Regions from separate parts of the Mus musculus genome. Here region 1 is linked to region 2. A link is a loop called in an ENCODE intact Hi-C map of the cell type or tissue named here. Cell type or tissue: left cerebral cortex. All regions are shown on one strand. Links, peaks and the distances in the headings refer to the core of each region. The heading gives the core; the rest is flanking DNA. Region 1 has its middle 12 kb from the start of Eif3d. Region 2 has its middle 5.8 kb from the start of Ncf4.

Region 1 (5,373 bases), core at 323-5,322, 260 kb before region 2:
TACAGAGCTGGACTGTCTCAGTGGGATGAGCAACAACCAGGCCTCCCACATTTTTCTCTGTTGGAAGCAGGGTTCGGGGTCCTGAGGCCAAAGGCAAGCCATTGTCGGCTTTATCTGGCTGTGTTGGGTCGGGTTAAGAAGGCCCCCTCGCTGGGCATTAGTCCTGCTTTGAGCAGCACAAGCCTAGACTCATCTCTGCTGTGGTGTGTAACCTGGTTCCGACTCTCCTGACAGATTTGTGCAGAGCCTAATCATGAAGGCCAAGTGACTGCAAGACCTTACTTGAGGATCTTCTTCTTACACGTGTGAGGGGCTCAGACTGAGTTTGGACCCAGGTTTCAGTAACCACGTGACCTTGGGCAAACTATAAGGTCCTCAGAACCTTGTCTGTAGAACGCAAGAAATTGGAATGCTCCTCTCTCAGGGAGAGGGTGAGCATCTTGTCAGAGGATGGTGACTTTTCTTCAGACAGCGAGTCCAGGTCAGTGGGTTGACTGGAGCCTGGGTAGAACTTTGCCCAGGGCGCAATCTTGAAAAGAGATTCTAAAAGCAATCACTGGTCATCCACAGCTAACAACTTAGTTCAAGCCCCTGAGATGTAGCTCATGCTAGGGATATGAGACTTGAGAGGTGCTTCGTGAAATGCATTTTATATCTTACAAACTTGTTTATCTTGTGGTACCGGGGATTGAACCCAGGATCTTGTGCATGACAGACGAATGCTCTACTGCTAAGCCATGTTCCTAGCTATGAAGTATACTTTGAGTTTACATCTAAATTCTGTATTTCACACATAAATCAGGTTTTGGTATATTCTCTCTCTGTCTCTCTGTCTCTTTGTTTTTGGAGATAGCCCTGGCTGTCCCAGAATTCACTATGACCAGAGATTCTCAGAGACCAGGTTGGCCTGGTCTCTGAGAGATCCATCTTCCTCTGCTTTCTGAGATCTGGGATTAAAGGTGTGCACCACCACCTCCTGGTAGGGATTCCCTTAAAATCTGGCCAGACTACTCAGTCATTCCTGATATCTGAAGAGGACTTGTCCCTTGGCCTGGGGCTTACAAATGTGCTGCAGTCCCTACCACCCCCTATCACTCCAGTCCCTGACTTTCTCATATTCCTGTATGCTCTCCCCGAGGTCCTCTGGGGATTGGCAGATAAATTGCAGTGCTGTGCCGTGGGTGCTACGAGAGGGACAGTAAGTCAGCCAGGGCGGTCAGAAAAAGCTCCTCCAGGGAGAAGAGCCACAGCTGCTGCTCTGCAAAACCTGCAGCTACGGCTCAATGCCCTCCTCTTTATGGCTCAAGGAGAGGGACCAAGGACACAAAGTCAGAGATGGCAGGGACATCTGTGCGGAGAGCTGAGGCCAATGGCTTGCTTGTGGCTGTCCAGCCTTCTGCAGGCTGGAACTGGAGCAGCTAGGGCCCTGCCTCCCTGGCTCCGGGTTTCTTAGAGGTTGGAAGGTCTGGGGCCTGGACACGAGGCTTGTGCCCGTTACTCACTGGCAGTGTGACCTCTGATTAGCCATTTCCTCTCCTTGAACCTGTGTCTTCCTGTGCCAACAGGACTTGGGAGTCTGATGGCTTGACAGGACAAGGGCCAAACACTGACAAAGTGGCCTGTGGACACTACAGACATTTGAGGGTCACTATGACAGTTGGAAAAGAGCCACCTTCTCCAGCAGACTTGGTGCCATCTGTTTAACAGAGGCCTTGAAAGGGCCCATCCCCACACTTGCCCGACTGGTCCCTCTTAGGGCACACAGGGCCTTTTTTTTTTTTTTTTTTTTTTTTTTTTTAAGGCTTGGACCTTGGAAAGTGTGTTTGATCCTCTGAGCTTGGCTGTGAGGAGAGGAGAGCTGTAGGTGCAGAGACCAAGGGCCCCCTTCTTTTAGAAGGTGTCAAGGTCAAAGGCCGGACTGGGGGATGTGAGGGAAGCAAGACGCTGTGCACAAGAGGAGTGAAGCCATGCTCCACTCTCCAGTCTGTGTATCTAGATAGGATCTCACCACGTAGCCCTCACTAGCTTTGAACTTGAATCCATCCTCCTGCCTCAGGCTCCTGGGTGTCAGGACTACAGGCGTGATCCATTTCTGTGTGTCAGACTCCCATCAAGTCCCCCTTCAGTAGAGCTTGATGTAAGAGTGGGAGGCTAGGCGCAGTGATGCCCATTTGTAATTCCAGCACTTGGGGGTGGTGGGAGTGGAGGCAGGACGATCAGAAGCTCATGATAATTATGTAAATGAGCTGTAGTCCAACTTGGGCTACAATAGACTCTGTCTCAAAAAGAAAAAAAAAACCAAAACAACAAAACCCGAGATTTAAATGTCACGGCACTCAAGGTCACACCGTGTGCTAGCAACAAGGCACGTTCAAGTCTTAGATGGAGAATGAACAGCGCTTTCTGCAGGGTCACTGGCTTCCCCTCCACGGGGTACCTCAGGACTGCCCATCAGAAGGTCATGCATTCTACAATGTGGCCACAGGATGGCGCTGCTGCTCAATTCAGGAAAACAGCCAGCTCCAGGGCTGTAATTCAGAGCATCGGATACCCTTTAAAAGTGAGTCACTGGCGTTTATGACTGCTGTGTTAACACATATAAATAATCTTAATATGAGCAACAGCATTAGCATTGGTACAGGGCTTCCTGCGTTGTCAGCTCGCCTGCTTAGCTGGTTCCATCTGCCACGCAGTCCAAGCCTGTTAGATGAGGCTCTTTTCAGTGATTGCTCTTTGACGGGGAAAGTGAGGCACAGAGGAGACAGGGTAGCTCAGAGTGGAGGGCACACGGTGCTCAGCCAATGAATCCGCCTGGCAGACTGCTTCTCCACTTCTCCTATGTATGTCTCAGGACACAGGACAAGGTCTGGCCCCACTCCTAGGCCAGTTCATGGTCAAAGGCTTTGGAGGACCTTTGTGGTAGGGGTGGGCAGATACGGGCTCCCTGATAGGTGCTCAGCCTTCCTGAGCTTCAGTGTAGCGTGTGAGTGCTGCCTTGGCTGGCCTGGAAGGCTCTTTGGGTGTGCTGGCCGGGAGAAGCAGACTCTGGGATACAGCTGGTGGAATTGACTGCAAAGAGGGGGTCATTCTCTTCTCCACGTGGCATTTATAGGGCATTGGTGACTCACCAGAATCTGGTCCCCAAGGCTGCTAGTGGTAGAGTGACCAGGAATTAATGAATGAATGATTCATTCATTCATGCAATTAGCATTCTTTAGGGGCCTGCTCCATGGTAAACAGTAGGAATATAATGGTATAAACACAGCCCAGTGCCCTGTAGCTTCCTGGATAAAGGGCAAGTTAGCTGAGTACAGCTTGGTGACAAACTGCTCAAAAGCTGTTCCTTTTTTTTTTTTTTTTTTTTTTTTTTTTGAGACAGGGTTTCTCTGTGTAGAACTGGAACTCACTCAGTAGACCAGGCTGGCCTTGAACTCAGAAATCTGCCTGCCTCTGCCTTCCAAGTGCTGGGATTAAAGACATGCATCACCACTGCCCGGCTCAAAAGCTACTCTAAGTGCCTTGAGCAGGAGGAAGCTGCATGAGGAAGGGCTAGGCGAGTTCACAAGACACTAGGTTAAAAAAAGGTACTTAGGGGCAGCAGAGGGGAAAGCATGTGCCCAGGGAAGAGCAGTCAAAGTGTGACCACCAGACATCCGAGGGCCAGAAAGCCAGTACTGATCGCACCTCCCCTTTGCAGATTGGCTAGCTGAGGCTTGGATGGTGGAAGCTGTCCAAAGTTCTGAAAGTTTGCTCTGGTGGAGTTAGGAAGGAGAAAAGGAGAAATAGATAGATAGATAGATAGATAGATAGATAGATAGATAGATAGATAGATAGATAGATGAATAGAGATTAGATAGATAATAGATAGATGAATTTATAGGTAGATAGGTAGATGATGGATAGATAGATGTCTGGTTTTCAGTAAGTCTCAGGTTTTTATCCATGAGTGTTTTAGCTTGGAGACCCATCTGCTGACAGAGGAGGAGGAGGAGGAGGAGGAGGAGGAGGAGGAGGAGGAGGAGGAGGATGCCAGCTGCAGAGAAAGAACCCTGACCTACGCAGTCCCCATGCTCTAGTGGCCTTGTGCCAGTTCCTTTGCTTCCCTTAGAGGTGTAACCTGTTGAATCCTTTCTGGAAAGATCTGAGGCTGAGAAGATGACATAGGAGGCCTGGGGCTGTAGCCCAGCGGGTAGAGTACTGGCCTAATGCACAAAAAGCCATCCCCACAGCAGGTCAAGCTGAGGGTGATGGCATACTCCTGCAGTCCCCTCACTAGTTCAGGCCATCTCTGACACTGGGTGAGGCTGAGCATATTATTCCACCTCACTGAGCCCTAGCTCCTCATCCATGAGAAGAGGGGCGCAGAGACCCCCCTTAAGGGATGTCCGTGGGGATTATAGCAGCGCAGAGGCTGAGGGTTCCCTTATCTGCATCATCACAGAGACGTGAGGCCCCGGTTATTGTGTGGTTAGGAATAGGGGAAGGTGAAGAGATTGGGAAACAGAAGCCCAAGGACAAACAAAAGACATGGAATTAAGTCCAAATGGTGACTTAATCCAGCAGCTCTGACTGCTGGTGTGTGGGGGTGTGTGCAATGCGAGTTTCTCCTAGGACTGAGATGCTGTAGAGACAGCCTGGGTCTTTGCACTGTCCGGGAGCTCAGCTCCTTCATCCAGCAAACTTTTGGAGAGGAGGTCCTTGCTGGGACCCATGATGGCACCACAAGGCAAATGGCACAGCAGCTCTGGTCCAAAGGAACACCATTTCCAGGCAACAAGCTCATCCCCCAGGTCCTTCCCTTCTGCATCCGCTGGCTCTTGGTATTGATCCACTGGGGTTGGAGCTGACTGGAGCAGCGGGAGGAGGACGCCGCAGTGCTATTAGGGCGAAGGCACGCTGTCATCTGTCAGTGTCTCCCTGGGCACAGCTGGCTGGGGAGACATCCCGCTGTTAACTCCTCTCCTCTCTCAGCTTCCCACTGCACACACAACTTGGAAGCCCTCTGCCACCTTTCTCCAGCGGGAACTTGAGTACCTGATCCTGCTTCTCCCAGCCATGAGCCCTGGTTCCCAAATGCCCCAGTCAGTCTTGCCTCTGTACCTGCAGTCACCAAATTCCATACCAAGTGTGGCCACCAAATCTGTTTCCAGACATCTGTGTATCCATCTGTTGCTCTCACAGTCCACCTTGTTTTCTCTATCCATCCATCTATCCATCCTCCCACCTATCTATCCACCCACCCATCCACCTATCAACTCACTTATCTATCAAGTCACCTATCCATCCATCTTCCTATCCATCCATCCATCCGTCCATCCATCTTCCTATCCATCCATCCATCCATCCATCCATCCATCCATCCATCCATCCATC
Region 2 (5,373 bases), core at 294-5,293:
CAAATCAAATATTTTCTGACAATCAAATTTTATTTTAAAACAAGTCTTTGATATATATATAATTTTAATTTATTAAAAACTAAACTATTATTAAATATTAAATTAACATATCAGTGCTACTCAGGAAATTCTTGTTATTTTTAATAAGTAATTAAATCTTGGTTAAATAGATAGTCCTGCAGGACATCGAAAGTCTTCAATGGTTTTTCGAGTTGATATTTTGAATTATAACCATCAACAGCTTTTTTTTTAAATGGGGACATTTTTTTGTATGTGATTTCCACAGTGTGCTCAGAACCATTTCAAAAACTAGTTGGAGACTCTGTGCTAACTCCTGGCTAAAATTCATCAAATGATACTTTAGAACAACAAAACTTGAGGCAGCAACTTTTAACAATCAAACATTCTAACACAGGACCTGGGTATATAGATGCATAAACAGGTATACCAATCAAATATTTACTGACAATAAATTTTATTTTCAAACAGTTCTTTGATGTGTGTGTGTGTGTGTGTGTGTGTGTGTGTGTGTGTGTGTAATTTTAAATTCACCAAGGACTAAACTAATGCAGAGATACCCCAGTCTGATGCTTATGTATTGAGAAATGATGGAAAGAAATGTTACAGTTTTCTATTATGTTTCCATGAGAGAAGAAAACCGCTTATGCATCTCATAGTGTATCATCGCCTGGAGTCCAAGTCCACGTGTTTCAGGCAATGCTCGCTCGTCAGCATGGTGAAATGTGATGTCACAACCTTGGCAAAGTGCACATGCGTTCAGAACTGCTGCTTCAGTGATGTCACACGATAAAATTGCCAGAAACACCAGGGCCATTACGCTTTTGATTTCGAGGTAATTTTTGGTTGAGTGTGGGTCAGAAACTTTTTAATGAGGATATTGTTTGTGTGTGGTTTCCACAGTTATGTGACCGCATGCAGAGGGTGGGGTATTCACATAGGGTTGTGGCCCACAGTTTAAGAGCTAGGTTCTAGCCAGGCGGTGGTGGCGCACGCCTTTAATCCCAGCACTTGGGAGGCAGAGGCAGGCGGATTTCTGAGTTCGAGGCCAGCCTAGTCTACACAGTGAGTTCCAGGATAGCCAGGGCTATACAGAGAAAGAAGAAGATGCTAGGTTCTAGTGGGTGATCCTTATTTCTCTGAGGGCCCCACCCTAGGAAGGAATTAAGATGGTTCTAATGGGACCCACCCCAAGATGGCTTTCAGGTGTTCTTTTAAGTGGATCCTGATCCCTAAGTCCAGCTCTTGCTTCCTGTCTCTCCGTGTGAGCATCTTGTCACATGTACCCTGTGACATCCTCCGCTGGTGTGATGCAGCCAGGGAGTGCCTCAATAGAGCCAGCATAATGCTATTTGGATTTTCAGCTTCCCAAACCATAAGTTAAAAAAAAGCTACGTTTCTTTACCAACTCACCAGTCTCTGGTATTTCGTTCCAGTAGGGGGATAACAGACTAACTCAACTGGGAAATATTACTGTTGCAGAACCCATATAAGCTACTCAAATCAGTGCATTCCTTGCTACCCTCCCCAATGTTCTGGGTTCTCAAATGAAAGACACACACACACAGGGCGCCTTAAAATATAATATGCCTTAAACAATGGTTGGGCCACTTTTCTAACCTCCAAGTGGCTGATGGACTTTTTTGACAATCTCAACTCATCCCTTACTAAAACCTATTCCATCTTGGCTGCCCCAGACCCTGACCTGCAGCCCTCCTAGGCCACTTTTGCATGGTGGCTATGCTCTCTCTTCTGCACTGCTTAGGCCTAGTGTCTCCTTCTTCCTTCCCAGCATGGCAGCTATCCTTCCTCCTCCCTCGGTTCCTTGTCCAGGAATTCTAAAAGTCCCCCTCTGTCTTCCTGCCCAGCCATTGGCTGCCTGCTACTTTAGTTACCAATCAAAACCAAATGGGGGCAGGGATCCTCAGCATCTTAACGTGTGGACAAGTGGCTTCTCCTACAATTTTGAGGACCCAATTCACATAATACGAGCATTATATCAAACCACAACATTACTTTTAGCTGAGTGGCCACGAGTCGCCTTGCTACCCCCAGGCTTTTTAAGTAAAGGAGATGAGAAGAGTGGAGTATACCAGGGCAGGCAGTCTCTGCCACACTAGTCAAGAACTCAGGCAAAGTGTGTAACACGTTCAAATTGTGCCGATGTTAGCGATATATATATATATATATATTTTTCTCCATTCTCTCCTCAAATATTTATGAAGCCCTCAGTTATATGAGGGTCTAGCTAAGTGCCCTTTATAGACAAGAAAACCAGAGAACAGGAGCCAGGTTTTGAGAGGAAATAGTTTTTACCACCAACCAAGGACCTTTGGGGCAATTGTTCCCAGACTCTGCAGGGCAGGAGCCCAGTCTCAGAGCCAGCGAGATGTAGTGCCTGGGAGCAGCCATCTCCTGAGGACAACCTGGAGCCAGGCCCAAATGGGGGTATCCCTGGACTCCTGAAGGGTCAGCTCAGTGCCAGAAGGTGACAGCTTACAGAGCCAGAGCCTATCTAGGGTTTTGGGTTTTGTTTTTTTTGACTCCTTGTCTTTTCCTGACTCCCTTTGAAACAGCAAGGCTGCCCTCCACACCCCTGTGCATGGCACTGCACTGGAAATCAGAGAAACTAGATACTAAAGGTGGGTTTCCCAGTCTCTCCTTCATTATAGCAAAGACTGTGTGTGGCATGTGTGTGTAAGACAATAGCTCCAGTGCATGGGTGTGTATGGCTGTATGAGGGGGCATGTTTGTATGCATAACTAAGCATATGTGAATGTGTGCATGCATCTGTCCAGGCGTGCTGTACACAGGGTTCATTAGTGTACCTTAACAGCGTTCTGAGAGGCTTGACAGCAATGTACTGAGTTTGTCTTCGTCTACTGTTACCTGCTTCAGAGTGGAGCATATGAACGCTTGTGTCGCGGATGATTGATTGATTGATTGATTGATTGAATGGCATATGGCACAGTTAACAACAGCATGAGTTCTGGAGTCAGCCAGAGTGGAGCTCTACACCTCTCTCCGCCACTCACTGAGTTATTTTAGCCTCCTAACCTCGTAGCGCCTCAGTCTTCACATCTCCAGAGCAGGCAAGAGACCCTGATCCACCCTATCTATGAACCTCAGTGTGGGGGTGAAGGAAGAGTAATCAAAGCCGCCCCATTTCAAGCTGGCCCAGGGCTCTCTCCTACGGGCTGCCGCACAGCTCCTCCCCCACAGTTCATGGGCCGTGTGGTAGCACAAACTCTTCTCAGTGCGCACCCATGCAATTTCATACTTATGGTCCGTGGACATCCAAGAAGAGCTCAGACCTTAACTTACAATCCAGGGGGCTGATGCTTAAGTCCTCCTCTAGGTGGCGCCGCAGAAAGGAAGCCCGACTAGAGTCATAGTGCCCCCTGGTGTTCATTGACATAAAAATGCAACAAATGGGGAGCTGTTCTAGACGAGACTAAATATGGAGGTGAGGGGATTTCAATATGATAAATTGTATCATAGACAGGAGCAAGGCAAATGGGAGGCAGATGTGCTGGGGAGAGAGAGAAAGGAGGGGTCAAGTCATACTAAGGAAATTATCATGAATAATGTTAACATCTATAATTCCCTCTCCACCTATTATGTACCTGATATTGGACTAAGCTTTCATTTCCTTCATCAACACAAGTGCTACAAGGTGTGTTTGGAGCCGTCTGTGCAGTAGATGCTCATTACCCTGTTGACTAGATGACTGCTTTTTACATTTTTTTATTGTTTTTGTGTGTGTGTGTGTGTGTGTGTGTGTGTGTGTGTGTGTGTGTGTGTGTAGGTTTGCACGTGCCAACAGGATGCACGTGGCGTTCAGAGGACAACATTTAGGAATCAATTCTCTCCTTCCATCATGTGAGACCTAGAGATCAAACTCAAGTGGGCAGGCTTGGCTACAAACACCTTTAGTCACCGAGCCATCTTGAGGGCCCAAGATAGCTAACATACTTCTGAGAGACAAATATTATCTCAATTTAGGAAACTGGATGCACAAACTCGTGGCCAAGAAGGCGGCAGTGCCGGGGCATGTGATGCTTGTGACCTCACACCAGCTCTGCCTCCGGGAGGGTGGGGCCTTACCTTCATGGGATTTGCCTTTTCAGCCTCCCCCCAGCCTCTGGGTACTCGGCTCTGCCTGGGATCGGCCAGCGATGGCTATTTATGGCTCAGGGAGGCGTCCAGTGAAACTCCCCTCATAAATTATGAAGGGAGACACATGTGGGTCAGGACAGGAGAACTTGGTGCATGAGGGAACCCCGGGACTCTTGCTCTCTCTAATCAGGGATTTTCCTTCTGTTCCCAAGGAAGCAGCTGCTGCAGATGGCAGAACAGCCAGCGTCGCAAGGGGTCCCAGGGTCCTCTCAGGTCCTGCTGTTTGGGCTCCTAGCCCTGACTGCTGACAGCTCTCTGCCTTGTCCCCTAAATGGGGCTGTCTGCATTTTCATGGTTCCTATGCCCACACAAGGAGGGCTTGAACAGTGCTGGATGTTTTGTGCCCTGCCCATTCTCTCTCTCTCTCTCTCTCTCTCTCTCTCTCTCTCTCTCTCTCTCTCTCTCTCTCTCCTCTCAGCTATTTTCTGAGCATGCTCAGTCTTGCTCTGGGGGTACCCAAAAACCTGGATCCCCTGGAGCTATCCCTTTCCGAATGGCCCTTGACACCTGGTTTGAGTGTGTGGTGTTTCTTTTTTTATGCTGTAGTTTCTTGGTTATTGTTAGTCTTTTGTTTAAATCCTATCTACCTTTAACTCCCTCTAGCAATTCATTCCTCCCTCTGACTTGCTAATTTCAAGTCTCTAACCTGGTCACTAAGCGGCTAGCATTGGGGAGATGTGGAAGAAGCCTGACAGAAGTCAGGGGTTGAGAACTTTCTTCTGTAAATGAAACATGCCAGTCTCCATGTGGCCTTTGAGCTTCGATGGCTATCTGTCTGTTTGAGACAGGGCTTGCCGTGTAGCCCAGGCTGGCCCACGCCGAAGGTGAAGTGGGGAGTCAGCTGGAGTCGGGAAGATTGCACCAGCGGCTGCTTGGTATGTGTGCCGAGCAACGGAGGCTTTCTTATTTAAGGGGCGGACTGAGGGGCCTGGGTGACTCCTCTCTCCCTGGGACAGGTGGCTGCATGAAATGAGGAGCCGGGACGGGAGGAGAGCAGGAAGCATGGCAGCTCAGGACGGGAGCCCACTGCTGACAGGGTGTCTGGCTTCCAATTACACTGCCTCAGAGCTCCACATAAAATTAGCAGCAGCATTCTCTGTAAAAGGAGCCAGAGAAATAACCACATTCAGCAGAACCGCAAGCAGGGACGGAAGACAGAGGGAGAAAGGGCAGGCT

The links. Peaks named below come from ENCODE experiments on the same cell type or tissue, not always from the same donor. Only the 100,000 strongest peaks of a DNase experiment are listed, where the experiment ranks them.
Region 1: a loop joins it to region 2, with 7 times the contacts of the local background. A loop is called at or near these places in 9 of 42 quality-filtered maps.

The regions. Positions count from the first base shown.
Region 1 is chr15:77,979,881-77,985,253 of GRCm38, forward strand. No RefSeq gene overlaps it. Among named protein-coding and RNA genes, the nearest start is that of Eif3d, 12 kb to the left of the region's middle. In left cerebral cortex, for the core only: a CTCF peak has its summit at 2,481 (motif pointing right); DNase peaks (open chromatin) are centred at 1,100, 1,169, 2,238, 2,515 and 1 more place; H3K27ac peaks cover 1,723 bases.
Region 2 is chr15:78,236,298-78,241,670 of GRCm38, forward strand. No RefSeq gene overlaps it. Among named protein-coding and RNA genes, the nearest start is that of Ncf4, 5.8 kb to the right of the region's middle. In left cerebral cortex, for the core only: a CTCF peak has its summit at 3,383 (motif pointing left); DNase peaks (open chromatin) are centred at 3,395 and 5,246.